Regions from separate parts of the Homo sapiens genome. Here region 2 is linked to region 1. Evidence: read pairs that join two places in POLR2A ChIA-PET (ENCODE). Cell type or tissue: PC-9. All regions are shown on one strand. Each heading gives the region's core, and the rest is flanking DNA. Links, peaks and the distances in the headings are about the cores only. Region 1 holds the start of LOC107984791 (a long non-coding RNA gene). Region 2 has its middle 4.7 kb from the start of LINC00593.

Region 1 (9,101 bases), core at 380-8,379:
CCTTTAGAAATCACAATGATGAGGATTTAGCATTTGATGAATCAATGACTAGTTATGCTCTGTAAAAGCTTTATCTTTAGAATTCTTATGTAAACAAAGATGACATAAAATAATGCTCCTCTTTCTTCTTTCTCCGAAGGGTCACATGGATGAAGATGTTCAGGAGGCTCTGCTCCAGATCATACAAATGCGGCAGGGGCTTGTGTGCTAGCCGTTAGCACTGACTGCCAGTATCTGTTTTATCTTGCTGGTGCTGAACATTCTTTGTGCAACTCCATGGTCTTTCTGGGCCTTACTGTGCTGGTATAATTAAAATAAAATATATTTTGTTCTATTGGTAGGTTTTTTTTTAAAATTAGATGAATATGTTAGTCTTTTTCAATATCAGTTTGAATCTTATTTTCTGTATGTGTTAATTTTACAAATAGGCAAACAACATAACTTTGCCCTGGATTGACTACATATTTTTAAACCTTCAAGTCCCTAATAAAACATGAGCCATCTGAGTGAGTCCATATGAAGCGAGGTTAGGCTGAAATAATTGCTTAAAGATGTCTTTCAGAGAAATTAATTTGGTTGGTGGCCACTTTTAGGTGGATCAAAAGACCTTTCAGATCCTCAGAACCTTGAGACATAATACAGTTGTGAGGAATGTGTTGTAACTTGGCTGGCCAAGTTACATGTTACAGTATCTTTACTGAGGTAACTTCATTAGTGTCTTTGGCCTTTTTTGTAGGTATAGATATTTTTTCTTTTTACACTAATAACTTTTATGCCTTTTAAAATAAATTTATTTTCATAAATGGTTTGCAGTGCTAAATTACATTTAGATTAAGAACAGGCAGGGGTGGAATATATCAGGAATTTATAATAAAATTGCCTTAATCTCTACAACAGTATCTTAATTTTTACTTGCGGTGACTATTCTTGCCACAATATTGGAGAATAATGATAGATGATATACTAGATTTTTCAAAGTGTGAAAACCTTTAGACTTTTTTTAGCAATTAGTTTGACATTCGCTACTATAGTAACCAAGCACTCATTATATATGCATCCTCCAAATGTTTCATGCTTATTTATAGGAAAGTTATATTAATGAGATTAATAATGTGAAATACAGTTTTCCTGCAAAATTAGCATTAGAGAATTGATTTTAGATAACAGATTTTTAAAGTTTTAGAGAAAAGTACAGTAATACAGTAAACTGAAAGAGTATATAGATAGCAATAAAATAACATAAGTGGACATGTTTATAGTAAATACTCTGAAGTAAACAACCGTTTTTATTAACTGCATCTCATTAGGGAAAGTTTATATGTCTTGTTATTTTTTATTAACATTTTATTTACCATTCAGAGTGAAAATTACTAATTTGAGTATTAACAAATAACTGAATAAATGGATCATTACAGTTAGGTTTTCTCAAATTGCAAAATTTGCCTTAGCAATTATCTTTGAACATCCCGAACCAGATTTTTAAATCCCATTTTTGTTTAATAGGGTAAAAATACCATCAAAATGACTTCTCATACCAAAGAATAAGCCATCATATTTTTTCGGTGTTGAAACAACATTGAAAGTCAGAATTGGATTTGTTTTTAATTCTTTATACGGTTTACATAAGCAATATCTGTCTCTTTAATTATTATGATTAATGTCGTCCTTCAGCATGAGTTCTGTTTCACAAGTTTTGGGCCACCTATTTCAATAAAAAATAAAATATAAATTAAAAAAGTTGCCGGGGGTGGTGGCTCATGCCTGTAATCCCAGCACTTTGGGAGGCTGAGGGAGGTAGATCACCTGAGGTCAGAAGTTCGAGACCAGCCTTACCAATATGGTGAAGCCCCATCTCTACTAAAAATACAAAAATTAGCCCTGCATGGTGGCAGGTGCCTGTAGTCCCAGGTACTCGGGAGGCTGAGACAGGAGAATCGCTTGAACCTGGGAGGCGGAGGTTGCAGTGAGCCAAGATCTCGCCACTGCACTCCAGCTTGGGCAATAGCAAGACTCCATCTCAAAATAAAATAAAATAAAACTTAGAGCAAAGTTTAAAACTGAGTATTCATATTAAGTGTTTTATTTTCCATATTAGAGATGGGAAGGGAACCTTATGTGTATTTTATTTTGTTTTCAACCATCAATAAAGTTTTCTCTAGAATATTGTTTTGAACATCCTTGTAAAAGATTTGCGAGTTAAACTATTTTATTTACTGTCTGTGAGAGCATTGGGAGTAGGAAACGATGGACTCCAAAGTACAAGGGAGAATACCCATTTTCATTCAGCTATCTGGAGTAAAATATCAAGTACTTCCTTCAACTAATCTTGTCTCATTCACTCACCTTTTGATATCGAAGGCAGAAATTGCGTTTACAACACTGAAGACCAAAGCTTTTTAATTAGTAAACAAGCGGAACATAGATAATGGACAATGCTGGCCACTGCCATTCTGTGTTCAGAAAGACTATGAGACCTGAACATATGGCCAAGAGGAAAGAAGAGTGACGTTGTCTAAGATGTAATGAGTGCTCTCTGAGAGAATCACTCAATTCCTATTGGAGTGCAATCCTTACTTGAGAACTTTATTACTCTTGTTCTGTGTAGTTTTTTTTTTTTGTCACTTCCCCATCAGAAAAGCATATTCTTTTTGATAGAGGGTCAGTGTTATAAATAATTGTCTTTTGAAATAAAATCAAATATTCATGCATTGAACATCTTAAATCTTTAATATTATGGTGACTATAATCACTTAACTGTATCAGCATTGTTCTAGAATTCCAGATGAATTTAGCTTTGTCTTTTTTATGGCTTTTTAGTTGAACCTTTTCTCTTGACCCTAACCAAATTTTATAGTTTACAATTTTCTACTCTTCTTATAAATGCATTGGCTCATTGCTGCTTTAAAAATCTTGTAGCTTTAGAACATGAGCATTTTTTTTCTCCAGTGTTATCAGCTTTCCTCTGACAAGGAAGGACCTAAAAACTATTCTCACACATGTGCTTGTTACCCTACCTGAATGTTCATGTCTTTGACCGACTCGTTTCAAAGTAAAAAAGGGAAGAGTTTCTAGTTAATTTTTGGTGTTCATGGTGACTAGATACATCAGTGCCTGCTTGCAGGAGTGCCAGACCCTAGCAGTGGTTACAAGCTTCTTTTGACATCTGCTTCACCATGGTAGAAGACAGTTACTTCTTATTGCCTCTGTTTTCATCACTGGATTCTGCAACCTTGCGATCTTTTTTCTTGTTGGTTCTGTGCACCAAAGTAATGGTAGCTCCTCTGGCACCAAAATACGGGTTGAAAGAGAATGCCTGTGATGAACATGAAAGATGTGGCTGACCTAGATCTTACCCTTGGCCCCTAAGTTTTATGAATAAGTTCAGAGGGAGGATAAAAAGCACTGGAGAAGTAAAGGCAGAATTTGCACCATAAAATAGATTGTGCACAAAATACGAAATGAAAATTAGTATAGACATTTCAACTGTCATTTCATTCAGTGTTGTTCCCCGCTAAACTGGAAACTGAACCTGAGACTGTTGCTGGAAATTCAGTTCTTTCCCGTGTTTTGATCTTAGCTATTTGAAACAGGACTCTTTAGACCAGCCTCTCCAGGTAAATATTAACCTGCTTCTTAGCATGGTTTCTGATTATTACTGAATATATTGACCTTTGGGCTCAAGTGAGTAATGAATGTACAGATTTTTTTTTTTTTTTTTTTTTTTTTAAAGATCAAGCTGTATCAGCGATGGCATTCCAACAAGACTCCCTGGGCAGTGAGGGTGCTTGTGTTCAGTGTAATTGGGCATGTGACATCACTTATATATTAGAGGCATTTTCATTATTTATGCCTGCATGAACAAACATTGATGATGAATTAATTCAACCAAAAAGAGAAGGTTACAAAAATGTCATATGTAAATGAAAAAGAGCAAGACTGGTGAGGGTTGCTTCTCCAGTTCATATATATATATATATTTCAGTCTAATTTATATGTATATATATTCCATTCAGTAAAATAATGGAAGAGACATCAATAAAAACAATGCCCCTTATAATTGATATTTGGCATCAAATTGTACTTAATAGGCCTTTTTTTTTTTTTTTTTTTTTTTTTTTTTTTTTTTGAGGAGTTTCACTCTTGTTGCGTAGGCTGGCGCAGTTCGGACTCGTCTCACCGCAACCTCCGCCTCCGGGGTTCAAGTGATTCTCCTGCCTCAGCCTCCCGAGTAGCTGGGATTACAGGCATGCACCACCATGCCTGGCTAATTTTGTATTTTTAGTAGAGATGGGGGTTTCACTATCTTGGTCAGGCTGGTTTTGTACTCCTGACCTCAGGTGATCCACCCACCTCAGCCTCCCAGAGTGCTGAGATTACAGGCATCAGTCACCACGCCCGGCCTGACTTATATTTTAAGCAAGTTCGCAGTTTTTTTCGAGATAGCAGTCCTGGGAATATTCTGAATTCTGGAAAGAGTTTAGAGAGGTTATTGCCTTCTTAATAATTTAGAGCGTCTATTGCTCTGCCAAGTCAGAAGATTAACATTTAATAGAAAAAAATTATATATCTATAATTCAGTCACAGCTATTAGATCAGATGGATTTTGCATTAAGTGAAAAAGATGTTGAGCATTTAAGGACCATTAAACTACAGGACTCTATTGGGTTTTAAGGCCTCGAAGCCAGGGTCCTGCTGCGAAGAGTATTTATTTTACATATACAGAACCCATTAAGGATGGGAAAGGGGCACACATTTTAAAAGAAAATAGGCCATGAAAAAGTGTGATTTTCCACATTGTGAACAGCTACCAAACAGATTCAGTCTTACAATAATTAGTTTTATGCATCATTAAGTAGCTTGCTTACTGGCTAGAAGAATATGGTGAATCCCACTTTAAAAGTGGTACCTGCAGGAAATCCAAGTAGGTACATGTCCTTTGTTGATATTTCACTTAGAGAAACTGTGTTTCTAGTAGTTTCCAGGATTCTTAAGGTTGCTATATATTGTTAGGAATTTAAGTTTGGAAATGCCTTCTTCAGTGGTCCTTAAGGACCATGAAAACAAAGACCCAGAGAGGAATTCTAGTGTTTACTTTTTCTAGCAATGCTCAAATTATCAATGAGAGAGTGGAATTTGACCCTTGAGAAGAATCACTTGCCTATTGGAAGAAAGTCTGCACCATTCTCTTTATTAAGTGCTTATCACAATGCCATTGTTGGAAGTAACCAATATCTTAATGTAAGTTTTTCTTACTATTTACACCATGCCTCCTGCCCCATTCCTACCTCCAAAAAGGGGAAGAGTTCTAGGAGTATAAAAGCAAATAGACTCAGGGAGGATGTGAGAATGGAGTTAATATAATTTGTAACTTTTTCCCCCTACAATGTCCAAACAAATTTGGTGATTTTCTTTCTTGCTATTCTAGGCTTTTTTAAATTGCCTCTGACTAAAGTGGCACCTTATGGGCTGCTTCAGAAATTTTCTTCAGGATTTAAAAATGAAGCCGATTCATATTCAGAGTCTTCCTGCTGAAAATCTGTTAAGCCAAAATAAAAATGACTGCTACTTAAATTTTTTTTCCTCTTTGTTGTTGCTGCAAACATTGTCTCAGTTACAGGAGTTGCAAGATCTCATTTATGCTTTGTACAAATGGAGAGACGAACCATCCCAGGACTACCAATACAAGTCCTAAGGATTAAAGTGTATCTGCCTCAATCAGATAAATGTGAGCTGCACTACTGAGTGTGGAGGCTTTTTTTTTAAGTGAATTGTTCCAGTTGGCCTTAATCCCTAAGCAATATAGCTCCTTTAAAACCATCTTTATTCATTCACACCAATTGACACTTAAAATCCCCCAGCCACTGTTCATCTAAGTCTAAATATAGCTGTTAGAGTCAAATGTGTCTTAAGAGGATTTTCAATCTGATTATCCAAAATACTATTTATTGTCAATGTTTTTGGTGTGCCATGGCCAATCTTATTATTATAATGTCCATAGCATTTAACGGCGGCAGAGCCTAAAATATATCACAGCAATTGGGATAACCTGAAGGAGGGCTTTTCTCCAGCTCCGCGCTGTCGTTCTGGCACAGCTTGTTGTGTGGTTATGAACATCAGAAAGAATTCCTTAATAAGCTCTTGCTCTCCTTCCAGACCCTTTTGGGCAATCTCGCCCTCCATGTTCTCTAAGTAGAGAGCAGTTACCAGGACAACAGAGAATTTGAGGAAGATTTAATTGTGATTTGATGTCTAACCAGAATAAGGAGCTAGTGCCTTGAATTTATATTCTAGGTTTCCAAGCAAATGTCAATATGCATATTTATTATTTTTGCCCTTCCTCATTATAAAAAGGATTTTAAGATGGCTGACTTTTTTTTTCTTAATATGGGAGAGGAGAATGGGGATGATAAATACTAAAAGGATAGGAAAAACAAGCAGCAGCTTGTTATGCAGGAAATATGCCATTTAACATTGTAATATCCTGCTTTTCTGGGGCTGACCTCAGTTTGACTCTCAACTTCCTAGTGGCCAATGTAATGATGAAAACATCACATATGTGAGGCACGGTGTCAGGCAGAACACAGTTATTCCTGGTTCTGAAATTGGCGTGGTGTTCTCCATGGGGCCAGCACATCAATTGGTATACATCTCAAGCTGGAGTACGCAGTGCCTCAGGGCACATGCCGTGGGATAAAAATGGCACATTTCCTAAAGTGCTTCCATCGGACTTAATGGTAAGAAAGCTATTTTTAGTAACATTTTTATTTTGGAATAATTTGTAGTCCATGAGATGACTGACCCAGGGTAATAGTCCACATTTTGAGTCCATAAGGAAAAATCCGTGTTTTTTTTTTTTTCTTGCCTTATTCTTGGGTCACAGATGTTTCAAACAAATTTCTTAAGTAGATATCTGTATCTGTTGTTTTTGGTTGGTTGGTTGGTTTTTTGCCTGCCTTTTATTTATTTTTCATTTTCTGTGTCACTCCCTTCTGGCCTTCTATGCACATGACAAAAATTCTTTGCCTGGCCAAACTTTAGTCAAGCTATTCAACCTTCTCCTAGGCCCATCTGTGCACTTCCTTGTACAACCCAGTTTTAGCAAAGAACCCTACCAAGTCAGTTTAGCAAGAGCCCTCACCCTTGATAGCTGATCACTCTTGACATCTGATCCGATTCCTCATACTCCACCTTCCACAGGTGATGTCTGATCACCCCATCTGTCTTCAGTAAGAATCCTGTGGGTTAGTTTAGCCTTACTCCTGATGTTGTCTTGTAGAAATTTCCCATCCAGTGACCACCCCTCCAACCATGCTCCTTGGCTATAAATGTCCACTTGCCCATGCTATATTCAGAGTCAATCCCAGTCTCTCTCCACTTTTGCAAACTCTGTTGCAGTGGTCCCTATCCTAACACGATGGTCCTGAATAAAACCTTCTTAATGTGCTTTCACAAATGTCACTGAATAATTTTTTCATTAACATGCTCACCATACCGTAAGTCCCCCATTTTTGTACCCTCTTACCTAGGCCCTAAGTGCATGTGCTCTTGTTTTCTTTCCTCTCGCTCACTTCCTTCAAAGATAGGAATTGGTATAGCTTTGAGGCAGGAATTAAAAATCAGTGTGACTAAATTAATTCACACTGGCTGTAAGTTATTGATAACCCACTGTACACTATTTTTGAAAAGCATGTTTAACCCCCAATAATGTATTAATTGGCAGATAATCTTAGGAAAAACAATAAAATGAAGGGAAATGATTCATATTTTAGGGGGAGAGGAAGATGATTTTCAACAAGTAGAGGCATCATCTCTACCTGAATTATGCTCAACCCCTTCACAGTTCTCCCTGAACTGTTACTGCTTTCCTTAGAGTGCTCCATTTCTCTGTATTTTTATAAACATCTTTTTCTAAAAGTGTAGTGTGTAGTGGACGTTTACTGTTCTCTTGACCACGCAGCATACGAACCACCTTTCTACCTCTTGGGAATTCTCTGCCTTATGAGTCTTGATAAGATGTGGAGACATCTGCTCACTATAGAGGCTGAAAATGCCAAACGATTGCTTTTCCCTGACAGAGGTGGTATTGGGGTGCAGGCACATGACCCAGGCCAGCACTTTCTGCCAAATGTGCCCTCAACTTTGACTAGGGGACTAAGCAACGGTAAGAGGCAAGGGTGATATTCGTCTTTCTGGCAGCAACGACAGTTGGGGTTACTGCACGATCAGGTTCCTAGTGCAGAGATGGAGGTGGTCAAAAGATGAACATCTCATGCTTGGTGGAACAGCTGTTTTCTCACCGATAGGCTTTGGAGTATAATTTGGAAACTTGTTTCTGTCTGCTCAGGCCTAAGCCTGATTTTCTACCTTCTCTATAGATAGCCAGTACATTTTAAATAAATCCCTGCCTGCTTAAAACAGCCAGATTGATTTCTATTGCTTATAATTAAGAACCTGGGCTGATAAATTTTCCTTCTAATTTCCAAAGCATAGTCAATTTAGAAAATTTCAGAAAATACAGATAGGAAAAAGGCAAAAATAATTCACTCCAAGCCTACAGATAATCACTGTTTGTGCTTTGATGTTATCTTTTCCAATATGTTGGATGCATCTATTCCAAGGAAGAGTTTTCTGAGGAAGAATAATGGGGCATTGGCTGGGCGTGGTGGCTCATGCCTGTAATCCCAGCACTTTGGGATGCCAAGGTGGGTGGATCACCTGAGGTCAGGAGTTCGAGACCAGCCTGGCCAACATGGTGAAACCTTGTCTGTACTAAAAATACAAAAATTAGCCAAGTATGGTGGCACACACCTGTAATCCCAGCTACTTGAGAGGCTGAGGCAGGAGAATCGCTTGAACCTGGGAGTGGAGGTTGCAGTGAGCTGAGGTTGCGCCACTGCACTCCAGCCTGGGCGACAGAGCGAGACTCTGTCTCAAAAAATAATAATGGAGCAGAATTTTGGGGCCACTTCCATCTTTGTCCAGGGCATCAAATAAATAGGCTTCCAATCCTTGTTTTAAGAGTCTGGGCTTAAGAGTGCTTAATTGAATTGGACTATGTGGGCAAGAGAGGAAGAATGATGGCTTTTAACCTTTGTAGCTAA
Region 2 (9,101 bases), core at 392-8,391, 820 kb after region 1:
TGCCTTACCTCCCCTTTGCAGCCACAAAAGAGCAGTTCTCTTTTGAATGGCCCCACACTCCTGCTTCTCCCCTTGCCTGCTGCCTTCAACCAGGCAGCTGGAATGCAGTCCTAGACCACAGAGGGTCGGGCTGGGGCCCTGCGTGTTGCAGAAAAGGAGAGAAGCCAAAAAATGGGATGGAATGTGCTCAAGGTCTCCTGAAGGTTTGGGGCAAGAAGGCCCATGTCAAAAACCCAGTCTCAGCTTCTCAGCTTCCCCTTGTCATTTCTCAGAGTCTGCAGAAGGGTTTTGTTTAGGGGTCCAGCCCCCCGGGCAGGCCACCGACCAGCCCATTACAGGCTCTCCCAGGCACTGGAGTTCTGTTCCCTAAATAATGTTATCATTTAGACGGCAGCCCAAATTGCAGAGGGGTGCAAAGCCACTGCACTTCCTCCTAGGCCATCCAAGGCAGGTGAGGAGAAACACAATGTGGGCAAGTAGGGAGGTGGAGGACAGACCCACAAAGGAGCCCCACAGGCGGGTGGCAGCATTAACTTATTATGTAAATACCGTATTCAATTATTCCTCTTCCTCCAACAGGAGTCAGCTAATCACTCATGCCTGGCTGGTTCATGAATATTAAACCCATCTCTCTCGCCAGTGCATTTCAGTGGTCTCCAGGGAAGAGAAAGGTAAAGTGAGGCCCCAAAGCCCTGCTTTAGTGGGCTCTGGAACCTCAAGGGGAAGTCTTGGGCACCTCATGTTCATATGCACAGCGTAGGGATGGAACAGTCAGTCCACAGAGCCACTGAGCACCTGCTGCTGCGGAGACACTGAGCTAGACTCGGGCTGGCTGGGTGACCTGAGGCAAATGATTCAACTTCTCTGGGCCCCAGTTTTCTCTTCTGTAAATGGGATAGCGATGGTTACCTGATGGGTGGTTGTGATTTGTGAACCATTATACATATAAAATGCACCTATGCCATGCATACAGTTAGGAACTCCTGTTGAAGCCTATCTGCACGGTGCAGAACACACACCTGCCCCCAGGGAACTCAATGCTTTGTTTGTAGGGTCATCTATAAAGGGGGAAAGAGCCCAAGGCCCAGAGGGACGGCAGGGCAGGTGAGGGGTGGAGGCTAGGCTGGGAAAGGACCCATGGCCTGGGGTAGGTGTAGAGGACTTCCAGGGAGAGGTGGGCTTGGCATGGACTGTAAAAATTACATTTTTTCATTCATTCACTCAGTCAATATATGTTTATTGAGCACCTACTCTGTGCTAGGTGCTTGGAAACTAGCAGTGCATAAAACACTCCAAAGACCCCGCCCTGGTGAAGCGTGTGATGGTAGCTTTAAGATAGCCACAAATCCTTTGACATTCCTCCCATTGAGAGGTGGGGTCTACTCTGTTCCCCTTGAATCCAGGCTGGTCTTCGTGACTTTTGTGACCAATAGAATGAGGAAGAAGTGATGTTCTGAAGCTAGGTCACTTGTAGCTTCTGCCTGTACCTCTGAAAACACTGGCTCTAGGAGCCCTGGGCCTCCATGGAAAAAGTCTGACTCCAGGTGTGCTGGAGAGGCCATGTGTAGGTGCTGTAGTCCAGCTGAGCCCCAGCCTTCCTGCTGTCCTCATCAAAGCATCAGACAGACCGGTGAGGCCATCCTGAATGTCCCAGCCCAGCCACTGGCCCAACGCCACAGAGCAACCTCCACTAACAGCATGTGGAACAGAAAAGCCACTAGCTGGGATGTGCCTGGATTCCTCACTCACAGCACTGTGAGAAACAATAAAATGCTGGCTGTTTTAAGCTGCTAAATTTCTAGGAAGTATGTTACCTGGCAAGAGATAAGGAGAATATTGTCATAGAGGGAGACAGACTGACAGACAACAAACTATCAAACAAGTAATTAGTATATGCAGTGGTGATCAATGCTACACAGGAAAACAAAGTGGGGGGGAATAAGGAGTGTGTGTGTGTGTGTGTGTGTGTGTGCACGTGTGCGCGCACACGTGCACACAATATACTAAATAGTGTGCCCAGGGAAGCACTTGTTGAGGAAAAAACATCCAAGCAAAGATCTGAGGAAGTAAAAAAATGCACCTATCTGGAAGACAAGATTTCCAGGCAGAGGAAACAGCCAGTGCAAAGGCCCTGAGCTGGGATATGCCTGGCTCATACTAGAAACCACACGGAGCCAGCAGAGCTGGGGTGGAGGAAACCCCAGCCCGGTCACCCACAGCAGCCTCCCCTCCTCAGCAGCAATGCTGTATGTGGTCCCATCACCTCTGGTTTTGGTCTCCTAATGCCACTATGAGCAGTCATTATCCCCTTACTTCAGGATTCCTGTGCTACAGATTGAGAAACTGAGGTCCAGGAAGTCATGAGCCTAAAGGGCCACATCCTTGGTGGGAGAAGCTGGTGAGAAGCCATTCTGACTGTGTGGTCAGGATTTCCCAAACCCCTTCCCCTTCCCCTTCCCTTTCCCCTTCCTCTTCCACTTCCCCTTTCCCTTTCCCTCTCCTCCCCTTTCCCTCTCCTCCCCTTTCCCTCTCCTCCCCTTTCCCTCTCCTCCTCTCACCTTCTCCTCCCCTCCCCTCCCTTTCCCTCCCCTCCCCTCCTTTCTCCTCCCCTCCCCTTCTCTTCCCCTTCCCTTCCTTCATTTCCCTTCCCTTCCTTCATTTCCCTTCCCTTCCTTCATTTCCCTTCCCTTCCTTCATTTCCCTTCCCTTCCTTCATTTCCCTTCCCTTCCCCGCTTCTTCTTCCCTTCTTTTTCCCCCTTCCCCTTTCCTTTTCCTTCCCCCTTCCCTTCTCCCTTCCCTCTCACTCCCTTCCCCTCTCCTCTCCTGCCCCCTCCCCTCCCCTCCTATTCCCCTTCCCCTGCCTTTCTCCTGAAACAGCTCATCCCTCACCCTACTCCCTAGTGCCACCATTCTCCGGTGGGGACCTGCCCTGCCTCTGGCTTCTCAGCCTCCCCCACAACGCTGACTGCAAAAGTGCTGCCCCAGATGGATCCTCCAGGGAGGTTCCTGAGGGTCTAACATGAGCACCCCCAACCCCATCCTCCCCTCCTCTGCTCCCTCCCTGAACCACAGGGTGGGCTGTGACCTGTAAGGGCATCTGATCCACTCAAGAGGTCGAGGATGGGGGAGGATAAGAAGTCAGATGCTGTGGTCTGAATGTTTGTGTCCCACCAAAATACATATGTTGAAACCTAATTCCCAATGCAGTAGATGAAGAGGTGGGACCTTTGGGCCTGATTAGGTCGTGAGGGCAGAGTTCTCATGAATGGGGTTAGTGCCCTTATGAAAGAGATCCCAGACTAGGAAGCAGGCCCTCACCAGACACCAAGTAGGCTGGCACCATGACCTTGGACTTCTCAGCCTACAGAACTGTAAGCAATGAATTTCTATTGTTTATAAGCCACCCAGTTGATGGTATTTTTGTTACAGCAGCCCAGATGGACTAAGATATCAGAGAAAGGGACTCGCAGAGACGGAGCATCTACCGGAGAAGGTAGGGAACACCCCGTGGGAGGCAGCACTCCTCACTGCTGGCACTTAGCGGGCACTCATTGTGGGCCAGGCCATGCTGGCCGCTCTCTTTCATTTCCACCCCTCTGAGGAAAACACTGCTATGTCCCCATTTCACAGAGGAGGAAGCTGAGACACAGAGAGTTTCAATACCCTGCCCGAGTCTTCCAGGGAGAAGGCAGAGGGTGGACACCATGGGACATATTTCATAGCTGAGCATCCTGAAGCGGTTTCCTAATATCAAATATGCGTTTCAACTCCAACCTGAGGCTTTCCAGAAATGCTGGGATTTCTGTTACCACTGCAGACGGCAGAAGAAGAGGCAATAGAGAACCTTTTCAGAACTATTCGCATTATGCCATGAAGGGGACCTCCTCCTTATTCACAGGGAGCCCAGTGTCAGGAGCAAACACAAGGAAGCAGGATATACGCTTGCAGGACTGTGTGGTTGATGACATAAGAGATGAATGGGATGGTATGGGTCCTCTGGGAGCCCTCTCGCAACAAGCTCACAATGGGAGAGGAAGAAAACATCTGGACATTGTGGTTAAGATCAGCATTGTTAATAATTTATCATTATTAAGGATGATAATAACATAGCTGACATTTATTGAACCTTTCTCTTGCTCCAGACTTTCAACCCATAGCTCATTAACTCCTCATGTAAACCAAGAAGTGGTTATGTCCACTTTATGAAGGAGAGCATTGTATCTCAGAGGGGTTAAGTAACCTGCCCAGAGTCACAGAGCCAGTAAGTAGACTTGAACACAGCTCTCTGCAATTCCAAGGCCCATGCTCTTAACCACTGACTGTGTTATAGATGGAACAGTTAACAAAGTGTGGCGTGGCCCCTTGCAGAAGGGAGTCTGCATTTAGCTGTACACAAGCCGTTAGGGATATGATCTAATGGTGGAATTTCTGGCATCAACACTCAGAACTCAGAACTTACAGTTATAGAAGGCTCCAGTTTTATTTGTACACAGTCTCATTGGAGTCTCACAAGAGGCCCTTGAAATTGATATCACTGTTTTCATTTTTACAAGTAGGAAAACCAAGGGCCATGGCTACTTAAACAAGCGTCTCAGAGAGAATCAACTGTGACGTTGGGACCTGACCCCCAGCCACCTACCTACAGCCCAGGGTTCCGCCTGTGGGGGCCAGCTCTCTGGCCAGGTCTGCTTCTGTGCCCCACCTGCAGCCCCTGCCTCAGGGCCTCATCATCCTTTAACAAAGTTCTTTCTGGATGCAGCTACAGCCTGGGAGCAGCGTGCCCCGCAGGAGGGCAGCCCCTGGATAAACATAGCCTGTGGTCCTGCTTTCTACATGGCGGAAAACATGGGCCCTCATGAGGAGCTCTGCTCTGGGAATGCAAGTGCTCTTTAAAGCCAGGGACTCAATGCAGGTTTGTTCTAACCTGAGAGCTGGACAGCTTGGGAGTCTGGGGATGTGGCACTCATGTTTGTCTTATACTCCTGCACTGCTGCACTTGTAAACTGTGGAAATGCCTGACTACATGATTTGTTCACCTTCTTAAGAGAAAAAGAATGAACAAAGGTTATGATGTGATACTTCAAAGAATAGCCCCAAACTGATCAGCCTCATCAATCATGAAGGAAAATGAAAAGGAAATAATAAAAAGATATTTTTGCCAATATGTTTGGCAAAGAGTTAAAAGATAGAAAATACCCAAGGTTGGCAGAGGCTGTGTATGGAAAAACAGCTACTCACAAAATATGGGCGGGAGAATAAGTTGGAAAAATCAATTTTGAAGGCCAAATTGGCAATGCCATACAGGCTAAATGTAAAACACGCCTTTGCATCCACCATTCTACTTCTAGGAATGTACCCCACACCTATGCAAGTGCTTTGAGACATCTGTGCAAAGATGTTTGTTGCAGTGGCGTTTTGTGGCTGTGAAAAATGAGACAATGCCTAAATGTTGGCCTATGGGAATTAATTCAATGGAGTATTATACAGTTGTGAAAAAGAACGTGTTCATCGCCATATAGGGGTCTGAAATGAGGATAAGATATACTGTTCATTGGGGAGAAAATATTACAAAATAGTATGTATGGTATAGCTATACTTTTGTTTTAAATATATTTATTCTTAGTTATTTGTATGCCGATTTCAAACTTGAGCTTGGGCACAGCAGGCTGTTAACTACTGTGACTTGGGGGGAGAGTCACAGGCATAAAGAGCTTTCTGCTTTCTATGCTGCTATGCTTGAAAATGTTTACTATGCCTCCTTTTGTATTTGTAAGCAGGAGAAAACTGTATGATAAATAAGTCATGAGAAGAAAAAGAAGGAGGAGGAGGAGAAGGAGGAGGAGGGGAAGGAGGTGGGAAGTGGGGAGGAGGGAGGAGAAGGAGGTTTTGTGAAACCAGAGCAGTGGAAAGGCATTCTTTGGGGGAAGAAGAGTGGTTCTCCAAGTCACCCCAGGCCCTCATGTACAAATCTCTGAGGACCGTTGTGTCAGGAAACCTACATTTTAACCCAATTCTCCCGTCATTGTCAGGCACTCTGAAGTTGGAAAACCACTGCCTCTGAGATTATCAAGCCTACCCCCTTTGTTTTAAAATGGGGAAACTAAGGCACAGACAGGCTGAGCTACTTGCCTACAGTCACATAGCCAGCTTTAGGCAGAGCTAAGTGAGAGGCCAGTTGCTTTGTTCCCTAGAGTATCCAGGGCTCTTTATCTTTCCATCTTTCCACCCTAAAAGAAGGCCTCGTCAGGCTATGGGGGCTTTGGGGACACTCAAGACTCCCCAAGCAACAAGGTCATCGGCAGTCACCCTCCCTGCCATCTCTGCAGCTTACTGCTCTTCAAGCAAACTCTGAGGATGGAGCTTTTAGGCCACAGACTTAAGTGCTTATCTCTCTCCCTGGCTTCTCTTAAATCAATTACCTGAAATCAATTTAGAATCTACTTTGGCAGAAATATTAGCTGGTCAATTCTTATCATCTCCATCAATGCAATGTTTCCTCAGTCAGGTCAGGGTTCTCCTGGCCCTTTCCTCCCAGGGGCTGAGCTAACACTGATGAAGGCAATGGCTGTGGGGGTTACCACCTACACATAGCTAAAGGCCAGCCACCCGCTGCTGTGCCCTCTCCACACTACAGGGCCTCTGCCAGGCCACCAGCCTGAGTCTTGAAGGTACAGGTAATGTCTGCTGTGCTGGGACCCTCGGGGGCTGGGGGGATGCCACAGAATCCCTGATCTTGTCTGTCTAGATGCAACATCCAACCAGCTCCACTGCCCTGCTCCTACAGCCCGGTGCTGCTGTGAATGCGGCTGTGGGCAGGAGAAGGGCGCGTCCCCCAAGCCTATCTATGGGGTCGGGTCTATCGTTTCTAGCTTCCTTTGGTGCACAGCAGGTTAGAGGGACGGGGTGAGGCTCCACCTTGCTCTGAGAACCAATACCTGCAGCTCTCTCAGTTGCTTCTCAGCATCTCTCTCTCTCTCTCTCTCTCTCATTATTTTCTACTCTGCATCCAAAACTCCTCCCCTCCCTGCCCTACATCTAGAGAGTCCCCATTGCCTCTCAGGTGGAGATCAAAGGGAACTAGCAGGCATCTCCTCCAAATGTACTGTTTATGCCCTTTGAAGCTCAAAAGGCCAAGAGCTGTCCCTGTCACTCACTGGGTCTGCAGCCACATGCCTCACAGCTGACCACAGCAAGATGAGGTACATGGACAAAAGGAGAAGCTGGGAACACAAATGGACCAAGGCTTTGCAGAGGCACCTTCCTCCTGCCTCCAAGATGCTCCTGACCCACACTGGCCTCCCGCAGGAGCTCCCCCTCTTCTCTGCCTGTCTAAATTCCCTAGGGCCAGACCAAGGGCCACCTCCTCCAGGAGCTCCTGGATGGCTCCGAGGACCCCCTTCAGAGTGCCTGGAGTTCTGGCATTCTCAACAGGTGCAAGTCTGCAGTACATTCACCTTCTTAAGTTCTGCCAGGGTGTCTGACGTGTGTGAGCGTGCATGCATGCATGCATGTGTGTGTGCATCTTTGCACACCAACACACATGCCTACTTGCACTCATGTGCTTGTGTTTCATCTGCCCCACTGGACTGCAGACTCGAAACTTCCTTATTGGGCTAGGCATGGTGGCTCTCCCCTGTAATTCCAGCACTTTGGGAGGCCGAGGCGGGCAGATCACCTGAGATCAGGAGTTTGAGATCAGCCTGGCCAACATGGCGAAACCCCGTCTCTACTAAAAATACAAAAATTAGCTGGGCGTGGTGGCCCATGCCTGTAGTCCCAGCTACTTGGGAGGCTGAGGCAGGAGAATTGCTTGAACCCAAGAGGCAGAGGTTGCAGTGAGCCAAGATCGCGCCGTTGCCCTCCAGCCTGGGCGACAGAGCAAGACTCCATCTCCAGAAACAAAAACAAAAACAAAAACAAAACAAAACTTCCTTATCGCTCCAGGCCCTAGCATACCGCTGTTATTGTTGGTTGGAATGTAATGGAAACACCCAGCTGGGACATGAGGCCAGAGTTGGGCCACCAACCCTGAGTCATCGCACTATTCTGAGGGAGTTAGTCTCCTTTCTGGCCTCAGTTTCCTTCTCTGCAAAATTAGGAAGGTAGACCCTGTGTTCTGCAAGATCCCTCCAGGGGACATAATTCATCTAAACATAGCACCAGAACTATGACTCATCCTGAATCCCCATTCTCCCCAGCCCCTGACTCTGTGCTGGGCAATTGAGAATTCAATAAATATTTAGCTGATTGATGTAAGCAAAGCACAAAAGTCATTGAAAGGGACGTTAAGCTTCCAAGAAACACTGAAACCGTCCATGGTATCTCTCTCTTGTGAATTCTCTCAGAGGGCAGAAAGCATAAGTAAAGTAGGCAGCCGATTTTTTTTCTCTTTAAAGTCAAAGACCCATAAATCATGCATGTGCAAATTCATTTCATAATTAACATCACTGGGTATATGTCTGCAAAAGTTGTGCTTCAGCTGGGTGAGATGTTCTGCTAATTAAAGGCTTATTTTGTGATGGGAATCATTTTGTGGAAGCTACTTCACTCGCACTAGTTTAGATTTTTTTTTAATGACCCATAGGCTCTGCAAAGTGAGTCAACTGATGTTGCTGCGCAGCTCACGGCTTATTAGATAGTAACGCCGCGTGCACCCCAGAGCCTCCATTTTCAGACGCAGCCAGGGGCAAGTGTGTTCTTAGAGTCACAAAGAACACATGCAGAGAGAGCCTCAGAGCTGGCAAGGGAACCAGCAGGTGGTTGGAGATAACTGAGGCCTGGAGAGGGAAAGGGATTGCCCAGGGCCTCCCAGCAGACTGGCAGAACCCCGTTTGAGAATGGGATTTCTCTGCAATCCCTAGCCCTTTGTCCACTCTCCCTGGCCCCCACATTGCATGTGCTTGTGCACACGCCAAGTGGCCCTGGTGGTCTCAGGAGCTCTGGCTTCGATCACTGTGCTAGCCGGCGATGCAGAAGCACTCAGTAGGTAAGCCTGCTCACCGCTTTGCTGAGCACCCCCTGGAAGCAAGAAAATTGGAAAGAGACAGCTGGGATGGAGTCTTAACTATTTTAATAATGTTCAGTACCATGGCTGTTGCTG

What was found. ChIA-PET counts read pairs that join two places held together with the same protein. Peaks named below come from ENCODE experiments on the same cell type or tissue, not always from the same donor. Only the 100,000 strongest peaks of a DNase experiment are listed, where the experiment ranks them.
Region 2: POLR2A ChIA-PET joins it to region 1 with 16 read pairs; 2 of 35 experiments call an interaction of 5 or more read pairs at or near these places.

Annotation. Positions count from the first base shown.
Region 1 is chr15:70,648,166-70,657,266 of GRCh38, reverse strand. UACA (uveal autoantigen with coiled-coil domains and ankyrin repeats) reads left to right here. Exons shown (of 19, transcript NM_018003.4): 19 at 140-2,713. The coding sequence ends at 211. It overlaps LOC107984791 (a long non-coding RNA gene), which reads left to right and starts at 4,292. Exons shown (of 3, transcript XR_001751595.2): 1 at 4,292-6,734. In PC-9, for the core only: no CTCF peak of the experiment used is centred there; no DNase peak of the experiment used is centred there.
Region 2 is chr15:69,825,972-69,835,072 of GRCh38, reverse strand. No RefSeq gene overlaps it. Among named protein-coding and RNA genes, the nearest start is that of LINC00593, 4.7 kb to the left of the region's middle. In PC-9, for the core only: no CTCF peak of the experiment used is centred there; no DNase peak of the experiment used is centred there.